2 separate regions of the Mus musculus genome follow, and region 2 is linked to region 1. The links are chromatin loops, found by intact Hi-C in ENCODE. Cell type or tissue: heart. All regions are shown on one strand. Each heading gives the region's core, and the rest is flanking DNA. Links, peaks and the distances in the headings are about the cores only.

What was found. Peaks named below come from ENCODE experiments on the same cell type or tissue, not always from the same donor. Only the 100,000 strongest peaks of a DNase experiment are listed, where the experiment ranks them.
Region 2: it touches region 1 in a loop (2.5-fold over the local background); 4 of 42 quality-filtered maps call a loop at or near these places.

The regions. Positions count from the first base shown.
Region 1 is chr5:100,425,345-100,433,680 of GRCm38, reverse strand. It overlaps 5430416N02Rik (RIKEN cDNA 5430416N02 gene), which reads left to right and starts at 4,146. Exons shown (of 5, transcript NR_034038.1): 1 at 4,146-4,355; 2 at 4,443-4,584; 3 at 6,877-6,945. In heart, for the core only: no CTCF peak of the experiment used is centred there; a DNase peak (open chromatin) is centred at 4,050; H3K4me3 peaks cover 4,496 bases; H3K27ac peaks cover 2,677 bases.
Region 2 is chr5:100,671,291-100,679,610 of GRCm38, reverse strand. Coq2 (coenzyme Q2 4-hydroxybenzoate polyprenyltransferase) reads left to right here and starts at 5,355. Exons shown (of 7, transcript NM_027978.2): 1 at 5,355-5,622. The coding sequence starts at 5,370. Hpse (heparanase) reads left to right here. Exons shown (of 12, transcript NM_152803.5): 12 at 1-127. In heart, for the core only: CTCF peaks have their summits at 4,465 (motif pointing left) and 8,011; DNase peaks (open chromatin) are centred at 4,470 and 5,340; H3K4me3 peaks cover 2,065 bases; H3K27ac peaks cover 1,468 bases.

The sequences.
Region 1 (8,336 bases), core at 165-8,164:
TAGATGTACACACACCTGGACTCCCAATACTCAGGAGGCAGAGGCAGCCTTGTCTACACAGCAAGGTCTAGGCTGGCCAATGCTAATAATGATATCCTGTCTCAAAAACGTAAGTTTTGAGAAACATGTTAAAAGATCTGCTCACATTTCTGTCTTAAGAAATCAACTTCACAACATCACCGGACAGTTTTTTCCTCCCTTTTGGAAAACTCATATTCCAAGCAAGTGATACCAATGAGTTTATCATATGAATAGGTCAGACATATAAACCCATCCACTGAGATTGAAGAAGTTATAAAATAAGCCAAGAAAATGTGAACTTTCTGATAAGGAGAGACTATGTGCTGTTAATAGGCATGTGTAACATGTAATAAAATGTTTGTACCAGCACACAGCAGCAGAAGACAGTGTGTCTCTCAAACATGATACTAATGTGATCACGCAACCACAATCCATAATACACAACTAAAGGTTGTAGCCATGGGCCTACACTGAAGAGAATTAGATTTCATATTATTGAAGAGAAAACACTGCAAATAAGAACCCCTTAGGTATCTGTTCCAATCAACCGTACATTTTGGGGTCCTCAAATGTTTTTGTTAATTTGTCATAAACTTCATCCTAGTGTATAATTAATATTCTTTTTTAAGATTTGTTTATTTTATGCATATGAGTATACCACCATTGCTCTCTTCAGACACACCAGAAGAGGGTACCAGACCCCATTACACATGGTTGTAAGCCACCTTGTGGTTGCTGGAATTTGAACTCAGGACCTCTGGGAAAGTAGTCAGTGCTCTTAAACTGCCGAGCCATCCCTTCAGCCCATAACTAATAGTCTCATGTACAAAGAAAAGTGAACTTTAAAAAGTATTAGTTGAGTGAACACTCATAAAAATGCTAACATACTGAAGGTCTACAGCGAACACATTGATAGTCACTTTAGCAAATTGACATTACCAAACTTGAACTGTATTCCAAGAAGGATAACTAGTATTTCTTGGCAAAAGTTTTAAATTCTGAATGATTTGTTTTTTTCAGAGACAAAGTTTCATGAAGTCTACACTGGTCTCAACCTTACTGTGTAGTTAGAGATGACTTTGAGCTCCTGCCTCCACCTTCTGAGTGCTGGACTTTCGTGGTGTGCTACTGTGCCCTTCTCTGAATGATGGCTTAAGGGATGATAAACTAGTTTTAGCTCTGACATTCAAGAAACTGGTATCTAGGTCTTTAGCAGCTCGATGACGTGACTGATGGCACACATTTCTCCATCACAGGATACTCATTTCAGTCTTTAAGAGGTAAAGATGCCAAAGCTTATGGGATATATTTTTCAAAATGACATCTATTTAGTGTGTGTGTGTGTGTGTGTGTGTGTGTGTGTGTGTGTGCGCGCGCGCGCGCCCATGTGTTCTATGGTTCATATGTGCTAAGTCAGAGGATAACATCTGAGAGGCAGTTTTTTCATCAAGCAGACTGAGATGGTCAGGAATGTGTACATGTGTGGGTGAGGGCCCATGCATGTGTGACTGCTCCTGTGTAGAGACCCCTTGACTATTGTACACTTTCTGCAGTCTTTTAGTGAACTCAGAGTTTGCCAATCTAGTTAGCCAACTTGTCCTGGGGAATCTCCTGTCGTCCTCTCTGTGCTGGGGTTACAGGTGGCTGCCATCTGCCAAGCTTTCTGGGTAAGTTCTGGGGATCCTTTAGAGAGCCGCTGAGCCATTTCCCATGTTGCTTCTTTACTTCTTAGCTGTCATCTGAGCTCTATAACATTTATGTCTTCACCTATAAAATCTAAGTACATGTTTGGTAGCTAGTTGGAAAATTCATAGGCTTGGAGGTGTCTGAGAATGGACCCCTTCCTCTCCATTAGCAAAATGCAAAACCATTGACTGAAATTGCAGGGCTCTAATGAACGGTCTAAGGAATGGGCTTTTGGTGCCCTTCGAGGAGAGGCAGTTCCAAACTGCTCAAACTATCATAAGACCTGTACCTACTGGAGGTTTTGTGGTAAAGCACACAGATAACCACTGTCCTGTCTTTTATTTTATTTTTTTTGAGACAGTGTGTTAAGGTTATCATTACTGTGATGAAACACCATAGCCAAAAGCACGTTGAGGAGGAAAGCATTTATTTGGCTCACACATTCACAGTAAAGTCTATCACTGAAGGAAGTTAGGACAGGAACTCAAAGAAGGTGCTGATGCAGAGGCCATGGAAGGGTGCTGCTTACGGGCTTGCTTTCCATGGCTTGTTCAGTCTGTTTTGTTTTTTATAGAACCCAGCATCACCAGCCCAGAGAGATCCCCACCCACAATAGACTGGGCCCTCTCCAGTCAGTCACTAATTAAGAAAACGCCTTACATGCCCCCCCCCCCCCAGCCAGATCTTCTGCAGGCATTTTCTGAGTTGCATCATCCCTTCTTCTGATGGCTATCTCGTGTCAAGGTGCCATAAAACAAGCCAGCACACAGGATCCTGGAAGTGTGTAGATCAGGCTGGCTTTGAACACAACAGAGGCCCCCCTGCCTTTTTCTCCTGAGTGCTGGGATTAAAGGTGTGCACAACTATGCCTGGTGTCAACACAATGCACCTCCCCCTTCCCAAAGCTACTCCAAGTGGGCCTGTCAGTCACCTGAGGAGAAACAAAAAACCCACAAAACACACACACACACACAACAACCCATCAAAACCAAACCAACTGTTTGTTCTAGAGACATTTGAGTTTTAAACCCTTTCTAAGGATATAGGCTGGCACCATGAATCTCCTTGGCCTGTGTCTATTTTTGCCCCTTGTTTTTAATTTATGTGTATGAGTACACCACTGCTCTCTTCATACACACAAGAGGACATCAGATCCCATTATAGATGGTTGTGAGCCACCATGTGGTTGCTGGGAATTAAACTCAGGAGCTCTGGAAGAACAGTTGGTGCTCTTAACCGCTGAGCCATCTCTCCAGCCCCATTCTTGCTCCTTGTGAGCAGGCTTTTATGCCAACAGTCTTTTTGGCCATTGTTTCTCTCTCCTTTGGGTTCCTTCACTTTCCAGTACTAAAGCCCATTTATCTTCAACAGTGCTCTCTTGTGTGCCTCATCTGAATTATTTCATTGACAATCACAAGAAATGAAGAGCTCAGGTGAGTTCAGATGGAGAGCCAAACAAAGGTCTAGAAGTTGCAGGTCCAGAGCCAAATTATCTTGTGCTATCTTTAGGAAGAGCCAAGAACGATATTCATCCAAAGCAGCACACAGCTCTGGTCTAACACACATCTCCCGACTAGTACGGAGAAGCTTGGGATTTTCAGGGGGTTGGGGGTGGCGAATGAAAACTGATTCAAGAAGGAAAAGCTAACGTTTGGCACTTAGGATGGTACTCGAATCACGTGTGAATTTATTGTTATTCAACAAACCCTTGACATTGTAAGAAAATGCGACCACGTCTCACGCGTAGTGCAGGGCTGGGTCTGCGAAGGCTGATGCACCAAGATCCCAAGTGTGAGGCCAGCTTGAACTACACGTGTTTTCTCGGGTCAGGCTGATATAAAAGGAAGAGAGCACCCCACAAACCAACCAAAAAGGTTCTCCTTGGGAGCTAGTGTTTAAGTAGGGATTGATTTCGCCTACTTTTCTCCTCAGTATGCCTTCAGCATGGTATGACTGACTCTCACCAACACCTCAGAAAGGCTGAGATGACTGGTGCTCACCAAGTCAGACGCCCAATAAACGGCAAAAAGAAAGCATTCTGAGTAACGTCCCTCAAGCCGGAAGGCAAATGCGGAGCACCAGCCAGGTCCGGTTGCACATGTCTGGCGACGCTAGCCGATGTGCCGCCGCCCCACCTTTGCAGTCCCATAGCAGTGCCTGGGCTCGGCGGCTGCGATCGCCCACACAGCCGGAGGACAGGTCGAGACACTCCACTAGCAGTCCCCAAGGCTGCGGTCCCCTGGACAGCAACTTCCGGCTATCCTACTCTGTCGAAGTCCCTTTTCTGGGCTCCCGCGAGAGCTCGAGTCGCGGTAAACTCTGTTCCGCATGAGGACTGGGCGGCTTGACCGGAAGGGCGGGCTTTGGACATGTAGCCAATCACATACCATGCTATGTCGAAGCAGCCAATCGGAGAGGCCTGGCGCCTTTAAGGGCCTCCGTGGGCACGTTCTCGCTTCCATTCGGTCCTCCTTTTGTTAACGCTCTGGCATCATGTCTACGCCAGCTCCCGCGCAATCCGGCGCCATCGCGCTTTGGGCGAGCATGGCCATGGGGAGTAGAGAGGTGGAAACCGAGCTGACGCCTGCCTGACCCTGGCGATGGTGGCGCGCGCCGGGAAGGACTGATTGGAGAATGGCGCCAAATGGGTAGGAACAGGTCGTGATGTCCGCCGAATGTTGTGTAGCAGGCGGGACAAAAGAGCGATCTCAGGCCTCATCTCGTCTCTTTTGTAGGTCACGGATGGCGAGGGGGCACAGGAGCTCTCGATGTGACCTGGCGCTGTGGATGTGATGCACAGCAGCTTGAGTGGGACTGCTCCGCTGTCCTCATGAGAGAACGCTTTTTCTGAAGATGGGAGGTGGCTAATGAAAGAAGGTGAGGTCTCTCGGGCCCTTGCTGTCTCCAGTGCGATGGGAACTGCACGGGTACGGAAACTTAGGGCCCACAGAACTTTGTTTGAGTTTGGGAATAGGGCATCGAGGGTGGATAGCTTTCAGGACTAGGCGATTTTATTGGAGCCCAGTGATTAAAACCTTTGACTTCTTTGTATCCTTCAAATGATACAAAATTCAATTCCAACAAGTTTTTTTTACCTCCTATTTTACTGAGAATTGAAGTCATCAAGGAATTAATTTATTCATGTTTTTCCATTATATATGCTTTTATCTTATTTGGATGAAATCAACATTTTGCTGGGTTTTTCCTTTTATTTTTATTTTTTTAAATAAAACGCAGCCCATGAACTTCTGGGGAATCGGGTGCTATGGTACAAGTGTTTGCTTGACTGTCAAGAATACAAGGCTGTGTGTTTATCCTTAGGTGAGGTTTTTCACAATTGGCAGTGAGTTAAGTGAAGTTCAGTCTGGTCTCATGTAATCAGCTCTCAGCACATCGGGGTTTTTATCTTGCAGTGCTGGGACTCAAGCCCAGGATTTGTGCATGATTTCAGTCACTGCATCACCAACCTACGCTTGCCTTTAGAACAGATACAATTTTATCTTACTGAGCTGGGCTTGTCTCCTAGAGTCCGTTTTCAACCTGGGGGTGATCTTTCTGAATGGGTCTCCCATGAAGCTGGGAGTAAAGGTTCAGGCCAGTTTTAGAGTAGAGGTCTAACCCCACCCTGTAAAAACATTCATTTTGTTTTTTTAGACAGGTCTCATGTAACCCGGGCTAGATTAGACTTGCTGTGTAGCTTGGCATGACTGTTCTATTGATCATCTTGCCTCCACCTCCCCAGTGGTGTGTGTTCCTGCCAAGCCCAGTTAATGTGCTGAAGGTTGAACCTTAGGGCTCTGGGAACACTAGGCTTTACCAGCTGCACCCTATCTCTTCTCCAAAGAAACTCCATTCACATTAGCTGTCCCTTTGTCCCCCAGTCCCTAGGAGCACCTGTACCTGTAGATTGCCTGTTCTGTATGATTCACATAGATGGGATAATAGACTAGTGCATCGGAGTTTTTTCTTTAGTACATAGGATTTTTGTGGCTGGCTTTTCTCCTACAGAATAATGGTAAGAGGTCATCCTTATTGCCAGCAGCGGTGGCAGTGTGTGCCTTTAATCCCTGCAGAGGCAGCAGATTAAAGGGCAGAGCACTTGCCAGCCTGCTCTACAGAGTGAGTGAGTTCTTGGACAGCCAGTCAGTGCTACACAAAGAAACGCACAGGTAAAACAGCTATGCCGAAAAATAAAAATTTTCAAAAAGTATCAAGGTTATGATTGGAGAAAATTTTGTGAAGTGAATAGTACCCGAAGAATACTTTGGTTTTCCAACATTGTTAACATAGTAAAAGAACATGAGGTACTAAGTGCCACGACACTACCGGAGAAGCAGGAATCCTAGGCTGTGAAGACACAGCATGAGTACAGCAACTCTTACAGGAAGCCATCATGCTGGGGCTGGCTTACAGTTGTAGGGGTTGGTCCGTTGTGCTGGGGCTGGCTTACCGTTGTACGGGTCAGTCCTATATGCTGGGACAGCCAGGCAGGAAGGCATGGTGCTGGCACCGTTGCTTCACATCCTGCTTTGCCAGCAGAGAGCAAGACTCACTGCATGGGCTTTTGGTTTCCAACAAGGCCACACCTCCTAATCCTTCCCGGACAGCTCACCTGGGGACAGATCATGCGAATACATGAGGGGCCATGTCAGACCACCACACGGGCTAAGTGGTTTCAGAAACATAATCTGCTGAGATTCTCACAAAAGGGGGTGCTGCAGCTGAGGAGAAAGCCTGGGAGCATCTCAGTGAGATGCCTGTTTAATTGGGTGCCTGCTGCTGAGGGTCTCCTAGGAGAGATGCAGGGGTCCTGAGAGTCCCTCTGACAAGCCCTGTGGCTATACTGCTCTGAATTCTGGTAATGTGATACATTGTAATACTGACAGATGGGGGACTGCAAAAGGCATTTACTTAAATGTCATAGACCTTTAACTAAAACAGCAACGTTAAGAGACATTAGAGAACTTGGTGGGCATGGAGTGCTCTGAGCTCTTTGCTGTTTCCGCTAGTGGCTGCATATCCGATGATTAAACTCTTCACTGCTGTTCACATACTGAGCCGTTGTGATTATTGAGGAACTAATGAGGATATGCAAGCTTTCCTAAAGGAGATGCGGCAGCCACAGGCCTCAGCCCCTGGCACACGATTTAAAATACAATCTTTTTTCAGGAATTGTGTTCTCGGTGATGCCTGGAAGAGATGCGTGACGTTGGAAGATGATTACGAAATACAGGAAAGGTAGAGTCATTTGTTTTGTATATATTAAATATTCTGAGTGATACAGTCTGGGAAAGATTATGAAGTAAAGACTGGAATCCTAAAGGCTTTGGTGAAATCTTAATTACCTATTTTCGGGGTGGCAGAGAACTTTTATTTAGACAATCATTGTGTCCTTGTTGGTGTGGAGGTCAGAGGACGACTTGGAAGTTTCTCCAACCCAGGCCTCCTGTCTTAACGACAGGCCTTTGTGTGTGTGGGTGTTTTGTCTGCACCGTGTGCATACATGGTGCCTGAGAAGGCTGTAAGGGGGCATCAGATCCCCTGCCACTGCAGTTGGAGAGTGAAGCTGCCATGTGTGTGCTATGAATCGGACCCCAGTCCTCTTAACTCTTAAGCAGTCTGTCTTAGTCAGGGTTTCTATTCCTGGACAAACATCATGACCAAGAAGCAAGTTGGGAAGGAAAGGGTTTATTCGGCTTACACTTTTCCACATTGCTGTTCATCACCAAAGGAAGTCAGGACTGGAACTCAAGCAGGTCAGAAAGCAGGAGCTGATGCAGAGACCATGGAGGGATATTACTCACTGGCTTGCTCAGCCTGCTCTCTTATAGAACCAAGACTACCAGCCCAGAGATGGTCCCACCCACAAGGGGCCTCTCCCCCTTGATCACTGATTGAGAAAATGCTTTACAGCTGGATCTCATGGAGGCATTTCCTCAACTGAAGCTCCTTCACCAATAGCCTCTCATAGGCTCTCTTTATGGTGCCAAGCCTCAACCCCTTTGCATGACCCCTTCAGTCCTGGGCCATCAATTGCAACTGAGGCTGCACCTTCACCAATGGCCTTCCATGGCCTCTCACAGTGCCGAGCCTTAGGTGCTCTGCGTGACCCCTTCATGCCTTCAAAACCAGTACCACCTGGGTGACTCTTACATATTACCAAGTCCAGCCACAGCACAAGGTACAACCTTGGCTATCTCTGGAACACAGCCTCTGTGCTCTCAGAAAACCCTTCCCAGAAGATTTCACCTCAGTGATGCTGGTCTCTTCTTAATCACCGCTAATTTCTTAGCTCCAGTTAACCAGCATCAATAGTTCCAGTAATGCAAAGGTTTAACTTTAGTAGTTCTTGTATCTTGTTAATCACAGCTGATTCTTCAGAACCACAGAACCTTCACAATCCAAAATAGCAGTGGCCCTGAAAAAAGTCTTTAATTTTACCTCTGAAGTTTCACAAGCCAGGCCTCCATTTTTCTGCAATGTTCTCAACATTATCTTCCAAGCTCCTACACAACATCTCACAGAGCTCTTAACAGCGAATGGATCTTCTGGCCCAAAGTTCCAAAGTCCTTCCACAGTCCTCCCCAAAACATGGTCAGGTTGTCATAGGAATACCCCACTTCCGGTAC
Region 2 (8,320 bases), core at 321-8,320, 250 kb before region 1:
TATCTCCACTGAATTTAGTACATTGATGAAGCTAGAACCTAAAGTTTGTATGCTTCAATACTCTCAATTTTTATGCAAGTAAGTTTTATATTTCCACATTTGAAATAAACTAATTTTATAGCCTCAATTTGCATGGTCATTCTTCTAATAAATCTAAAGCTTACAGGATCTTAATTTGAAAGTCTGGTTTCGACGGGTTGGAGCTTTGGCTCACTGGAAAAATGTTAGCCTAGCACAGACAAAATGCCCTGGGTTTGATCCTCATGACTGCAGAATGAATGAATGAATGAATGAATGAATGAATGAAGCTGCTTCTTCCTTCACCATCTTTTTGTATACCCCCTACCTGTACTTGTTTATCCTCCCCAACATTGAAGCGCTTGACTCTGCAGAAGAGGAACAATCAGGCATAAACATAATTTCCTTCTTCAGTCACCAAGTCTTGGCTTACCTATTTTCCTTGTTCTTCTTCTGCTAAGCCCAATGCCTAATTTTTCACTTGTGTGACGGTAGCAACATCTAACTTGTTCATTCATCCCAACCTTGCCTCAAACTCTTTCAAGATTGATTTCTTATTATTTTACCTGGTGGGTGGGGACTAGGGAACATGGGCTGACATGGGTGCACCAGCCCCCACAGGGCAGGAGCAAAACCATCACATTCCCTTGGAGTTGGAGTTACAAATGATTATGAGCCATGCTGGGAACTGAAATCAGGTCTACTGCAAGAGAGGTTAAATGTTCTTAACCACTGACCCACCCATTCTCCCTGCCCTGTTGGAACTACCCAAGTGCCTTTCCATTCCTTACAGGGCAGTGAGGTTCTTCACCAACTGGCACCTGCCTTTCATTGGTCTTAACCTTAGGCACTTCGTCAACTCTGTTCTCTCTGCACACAAGATCCGAGCAGCATGTGCCCGTGCCTTGTTTCCTTCCCATGCACGTGTGTGTGTGTGTGTGTGTGTGTGTGTGTGTGTGTGTGTGTGTGAGTCTGTGTGCAAGTGCGCATTCCCTCTGGCTGCTCTGTCTCCTTTCTAGGTGACAAATGTTTATGTGTGTGTGAAGGTACATTCAGACCTTAACCTCAACACCTCCTCCAGCATCCAAGCGACTTATTGTTCTACTCTCTCCGCAGACTCTTCCCTGACACTCACAAGCTATTTAGCCATTTTCACCTCATGTCACGTGATGCTTGCAAGTGGACATGTCACGTGACACAGAATCTTCATCAGTTTCATATTTCCTGTGATCCGTCATACTGTCACAAATATCTTTCTAATGACATAAACTAGCTGACAAAAACTAAAGAACAGGCCACCCAAGTTCCAACCCTGGAACCCACGTAATGTTTCGTGGAGAGAACCGACCCCACAAAGAACTGACCTCGAAACATGCAGGGCGTCATGTGTGCCTCCCCCAACCACACACACTAATAACAAAAATGGACTTAGGCATTTTGATTTTGAATATTCAAAGAATTTATATTTGAAACCTGAGATGGTATTGTCTGCGTAAATTTAAGTTCCTACTTTTTTTTAAAAAAAAAGGCTAGAACTATGTTGTAGATTCTATCCAACTTATTAATTAGAACTTCATGATTGTGTAGAGTCAGAATGTTACAGATCCAGAACCAAAATTACCTTTGACTATTGTCTTCATCAGGGTTTCTATTCCTGTACAAACATCATGACCAAGCAGCATGTTGGGGAGGAAAGGGTTTCTTCAGCTTACACTTTCACATTGTTGTTCATCACCAAAGGAAGTCAGGACTGGAACTCAAGCAGGTCAGGAAGCAGGAGCTGATGCAGAGGACATGGAAGGATGTTACTTACTGGCTTGCTTCCCCTGGCTTGCTCAGCTTGCTTGCTTATAGAACCCAAGACTACCAGCCCAGGGATGGCACCACCCACAATGGGACCTCCCACCCTTGATCACTAATTGAGAAAATGCCTTACAGCCAGATCTCATGGAGGCATTTCCTCAAGGGAGGCTCCTTTCTCTGTGATAACTCCAGCTTGAGTCAAGCTGACACACAAAACCAGTCAGTACAACTATCTTTAGTTCCCTTGCTAATCAGTCACTGCTAACCTCTGTCTCTGAACTAACATCCAACCATCACATGAAACCTTTTAATGTATTCACTTAGTCTACCAACCCCAAACTAATTGCCAGAGGATTTATTCCTTCCTTTTGGTGTGTACTATTACTTCTATGTTGGAACATGGTTCTGGGGTAATCTGAAACCGTGTTCTTGAACCACAGTCATGCATGTGGCTCAGAATAGACTCATATTCCCTGTGAAGTAAGAGGTATGGTTTTGTGTTGATGTATGCTACCTATTTAAAAATATTTGTAAATTTACTTGACTATTTTGTTAGTCATTGCTCACTGGTGCTGGCCACTGAGACTGATCTGGGTTAAATCCCTGAGATCCACATATTTGACTTCACACACATGTGAACACATGCACACCCAGACACTCACACACACATATGTGGACTCTCTCTCTCTCTCTCTCTCTCTCTCTCTCTCTCTCTCTCACACACACACACACACACACACACACACATCACTACACCCAGATGAAAATCGTTTTTTAAATTATTGAGGCAGCTGGACATGGTGACACGTGCCTTTCTTTAATCACAGCACTTGGGGAGGCAGAACAGGCAGATCTCTGTGAGTTTGAGGTCAGCCTGGTCTACATAGAGAGTTACTGGCCAACCAGAGCTACAAAGCCCAACCCAGCTTCAAAAAATGAAGGGAGGGAGGGAGGAAAGGAGGGAGGGAGAAAGGAAGGAAGGAGATGGGGGAGGGAGAGGGAGAAAGAGTCAAAGTAGTTTAGAGGCATGTACAATAAGAGGCATATGCAATACAAATTGCTGGTAAGATACTTCTAATAGCCGATAGGTGTATGAGAAAGGCACGGCCGCATGAAGACCAGTGCTCAGTTACATTACTGAATGTTAAATGCAATAACATTGAAGTTTCCCTAATCTTTCTTGTCTGCCTTGTTAGTGAGACCTTTTAAGCTCACATGCCTGTTAGCTTTTAATCTGCACCTTATCTTATTGCTCCAATGATTTTCATTATTTATTTCACCCTTGTGGTTCACAGCCTCTCCACAAAAAGAATACTTTCCAAGTCCAGGAATAGAACTTCCCAGGGCATATGAGTTTGAAACCATTTTTACCTTCTTTAAAAAACAAAAAAACACTCATGGAAGGAGTTACAGAGACAAAATTTGGAGCTGCGACGAAAGGATGGACCATCTAGTGATTGCCATATGCAGGGATCCATCCCATAATCAGCTTCCAAACGCTGACACCATTGCATACACTAGCAAGATTTTGCTGAAAGGACCCAGATATAGCTCTCTCTTGTGAGACTATGCCGGGGCCTAGCAAACACAGACGTGGATGCTCACAGTCAGCTATTGGATGGATCACACGGCCCCCAATGGAGGAGCTAGAGAAATTACCCAAGGAGCTAAAGGGAACTGCAACCCTATAGGTGGAACAACATTATGAACTAACCAGTACCCCGGAGCTCTTGACTCTAGCTGCATATGTATCAAAAGATGGCCTAGTTGGCCATCACTGGAAAGAGAGGCCCATTGGACTTGCAAACTTTATATGCCCCAGTACAGGGGAACGCCAGGGCCAAAAAGGGGGAGTGGGTGGGTAGGGGATTGGGGGGGTGGGTATGGGGGACTTTTGGGATAGCATTGAAAATGTAAACGAGGAAAATACCTAATAAAAATAAATAAATAAATAAATAAATAAATAAAACAAAACAAACAAACAAACAAAAAACCAAAAAAACCCAAAACCTCAAACATTTATTCCATGTATTTAGTTATTTAGTGTGTGTGTGTGTGTGTGTGTGTGTGTGTGTGTCTCCCACGGAAGGCCACAGACATCATGTCACAAAAGCAAAAGGTTGCTATTGACCCTCTATGGAGTTAACAGAACAGGGCAGAGAGCCATGGTCGCTCCTGCTTCATGCTAATAACTATTCTTTGGACTCAGTCTAGTCTTTACTTTTATAATGTCCTACTACCACTGCAGGACAAGTTGAAATGGGTTTGAGAGTGAAAAAGTTAGTGGACTTTAAAATACATTTTTTTCAAATAAAAAAAAAGCAATTTTAAAAAACAGCTTTATCATCCTTTCCCTCTAAAATAGAAAGCATTCGCAATGATTTTTGCATTTTAAATATTGTGTTGGGAACTCCAGGCAAATGGAAATAGTGTGCAAGTGTGAAAGAGCCTCGTGTTTGGCATGGCGGCACCTATGCTACCTGAAAGGGTGCTTGAAAATAAACAGCGTGGAGGCAACTTTTGGGAAAAGAAAGGAGCCTCAAAGGCCGCAAACCTGTAGAGGAGCTCAACTGGCAAGCAGCAGATGGAGCTAAAAGATCAAAGGACCAGCAGCGCTTCCCAGACTGCAAAGGCCAGCGCGCCCCCTGCTGCACCTTCCTCAAGCGCCAGGCCAGGATCACAGAACTCACTTCATAGGCTTTAAGGAAGGGCACCGAAAAGGATACACCACCATCTCAAAACACTAAAATCCAGATAAGCGACTTGTCCAGAGCCAGTCAGTGAGGGGTTACCGTGGAATAACACATACCAGGTACCTGCAAACATGCAACGGCCAACTATATTAACAAGGGTCGCATAAAGTTGGTTATTGTTTTGTTTTTCTTTGTTTTATTTTTCAAGACAGGGTTTCTCTGTGTAGCTCTGGCTGTCCTGGAACTCACTCTTTAGTAAGCTGGCCGAAAACGTAAAGATCTGACTGCCTCTGCCTCCCGAGTGCTGGGATTAAAGGAGTGCGCCACCACCACCTGGTTATGAAGTTGTTCTTGAGTGAAACTGCATCCTTTTTAGCTGTCAAACTTAGGTTCACCTCGAGTAAAGAATTTCCCTTAAGTATATAGATATAGATAGATATACTTAAATTCATATATATGTATATATATGAGTATATGTATATATGAATATACATATATAAAAATTTACATAATTTGATTTGGCTTTTTGTTTCCCTTTTAGTGTTAGAAGGTGAACATTCCATGTAGTTAACATTTTTGGACTTAAGTTTTTCTTTTTATGGTAGAACTATTCCATACAAATAAACAAACACTCTCCTTTTGAGTTCATTAAGAAGCCTGGAGATGGAGAGATGGCTCAGCGGTGAACAGCACCTGCTGCTCTCCTTACAGAGGACCCAGGTTTGATTTCTAGCACCATACGGCTCAGCCCGGTCTGTAAATCCAGTTCCAGGAGCGCGCGCGCCACCACTGCGCATGCCTGCCCGCGGCCCGTCGCCCTGGATGACGCCACCGACCGGCGTCCAGCCTGGCGCCATGCTGCGCTGGGGAGGCGCGGGGCTCGCGCGGGGCCTGCGGGCCGTTCGGTCCGCATGGCTGCGAGGTCCGCGCGGGCTCCCATTGGCCCTGGTGCGCAGCGCAGGGGTTCCGGGCGCGCGGGATCGGCGAGCCCCGGCCCCCGGGACGCAGCGGGGCCGAGCTCTCAGCCTGTCGGCCGCGGCCGTGGTGAACTCGGCGCCCCGCCCGCTGCAGCCCTACCTGCGCCTCATGCGCCTGGACAAGCCCATAGGTGAGTGGGGCGGGCTGGGCTGCGCTGCGCTCGACAGCCTGCCTGCCTGAGGAGCAGGGCCGCAGTGACCGCGACTCCGCTGCGATGCACCCATTGGGCCAGTCCCCTCGGGACTCGGTCAGGACCTTAGCCAGGGACACGCAGATTTTCCCTCGCTCTGAGCCGGGAGTCCCGGAGGCGGACGTTGATAATCACATATTCCCAGACCATTCCACAAACTCCAGACCACTCCTACCCCATTCAGATGTGAGCAGGTGCTCCTTTGCTTTCACGAAGCTTTTGATTGTTGATTTGCAGTTTTGAAGCATTTCTGCATTCATTAGTTTTCGATTTTTGCCTCCAATTATGTAAGGCCCAAGGGGCATGTAAGTAAGACTATTGAAATCAAGGCTCCTCGTCAGAGCCAGACCAGAAGGACCCCAAAAGTGTTACTACTGGGCTTTTTTTCCCCCTCATCACCGGTTACAAAGATTGAGAGCATCTGAACACAGCCGGGTTATCGTGCTTTAGAATTGCCCGCCAACGTAAACTCACACAAGCCTCTCTATGACCTTCTTTTTCTCAGTCTTTTTCATCAAAGTGCTCACGGACTATTGACACCTGTGACACAATATAAGCTCCGTCTGCACGCAAGGTTTCTGTCTAGTTGGTAAAACGATGCCCGGAGTTGTAGATGAAGTCACCTGGCCTTAGTGACAGAATGAGCTAGGAAAACTACCAGCTTTGAAAGAATTTGTTTCTGGCTGGAAAAGACAGTTGATAACCTAGGAAAGTATGGAAAAGTATCAGAGGTATAGGTCATGCACAGGAAAAGAAAAATAACTTACTGTCTCCAGAGTTCGAACAACTGAAAAAAATAGTACTCCAAAGGAAATGCTATATTATAGAGTAGAGAGGTCTTGGAGAAATATTTTCAAAATCCAAGGGTAGCTAAATATGGTGGCTCACATCTATAGTCTAACATCCAACGGCAGGAGGGCTGATTCAAGTTGCAAGTCAGTCTGGGCTTTATATTCTGAAATAAAAGCCAAACAAACAGACTTAGTGCTGAAACATTAAGACTAGGAGCCTGACCTGCAACCCTGGAAAGATGTAGGAAGAGGGATACAACTGAATTCCAGCTAATCTAGATGTCAGTATGTACAGTTTCAGCGTATGGAAGAACATCCAAATGCCAAACTTATTTGTTCTGCCTTTACCTATCCAGGACCCCCAACGTGGCCCCGTTTGGGTTTGGTGTTTGTTTTTGGACAGGGTCCCATATGTGTCTTTGGCTAACCTTGACCTCCTGCCTCCATTTCCCAGTTGCTAGGACTGCAGGCACTCTCCTCCATGCCTGGCTGGACCTGTTTTATTTTGCATAAGACAAGGGCTTGCTTTGTACTGCAGGTTGGCCACAAACTCCAGAGCTTGCCTCAGCGTCCAGGTGACAAAGTGGGTGGGGTGGCAGTAGCCAGGTGTCACTGTTGATATTCTAGATGTGAATGCTCCCTGTGTGGGTTTTAAGCACCGAATCACTGCAACAAGAGATTATAGACACCTATTAAATAGAAGGCAGGCCTGCCATTATTAGGGTGTTGTATAATTCAGGGTTTACACAAGCATTTTATAATTCTGTTCTTAGATTCTGGGTGACAAAGCTACAAGAGAGACTTGCAGACACGCAGGACAGATCAACAGCTGCCATTGTTTCTGTTTTCACAATTAAGCATCATTAATCTAGTGGCTGTACATCCTGCCATGTAACAGGACTCTATAAAGTGATTCTGAGCCACATTTTTGAGCCAGACCTTGTGGTTTTGAACCTTCAGCTCAATCCAGTGGAGGGACTGTGGTTAAATTACTTTCTGTCTCTGCACCGTCGTTTCTTTCTCTATAAAAGGAAAGTGCTAATGTTGACTTTAATCTACACATGGTAAATACTTTGACCATAGTGCCTTCACATAAGGGCTCCTGAGGCATTAGTCACAGAACTGGAGATTAGAGAAACGTACCTTTGTAGTTATTTGTGCTGAGTGCCTTAAGATACTGGCCTGTATGTTTTGATTCTAAATAAGACAGTTACAAGGTAAAATTCATTCTGTGAATAGTTTTGGACCCCTGCCTTGTGTCAGGAGCAGAAATTGACAGTAGAGTTCCTGGTTTAATATGTATATGTCTTGTAAGACAGTGATACAGTTATTGTTTTACTGTATTGATGTTATATCTACTTACTTTCATAGAGCAGTATTAGTCGTTGTGTTTTAGAAGGCAGTAGCAAAGCTTTTTTGTTGTTTCTCAGTACTAGGAGTGGAACTCAAAGGGTCTCCCATAGGCTAGTCAAGGGACTTACCTACCACTGGGCTACATCACTGGTCAGTCAACCGGTGTCATTTCAGGAAGTTTTGGCAGGTGGCGCTCTTTCCACCAGGTTGGCAGTGTGTTTCCCTCTTCACTGCAGTTGCGGGTTGTCCTAAGGGAAATCTATCGTTAGAGAATTGTAAGCTCAGTCTACACAGACCTTTAGCCCTGCCCTGCCCATCCCATTCAGAATCTGACCATTGTATTTCCTCTCCCAGAGAATCTTTCCATTTTATAATAAACAAGTCTGTCTACAGCCTGTTTGGCGTTTCTCACTACCTCTACACCTTTCTTCACAGAATAACTGTAAGGAATGAAAGTGTCACAGGGAAGATAGAAAGGAGTGCCCCTGGCAATC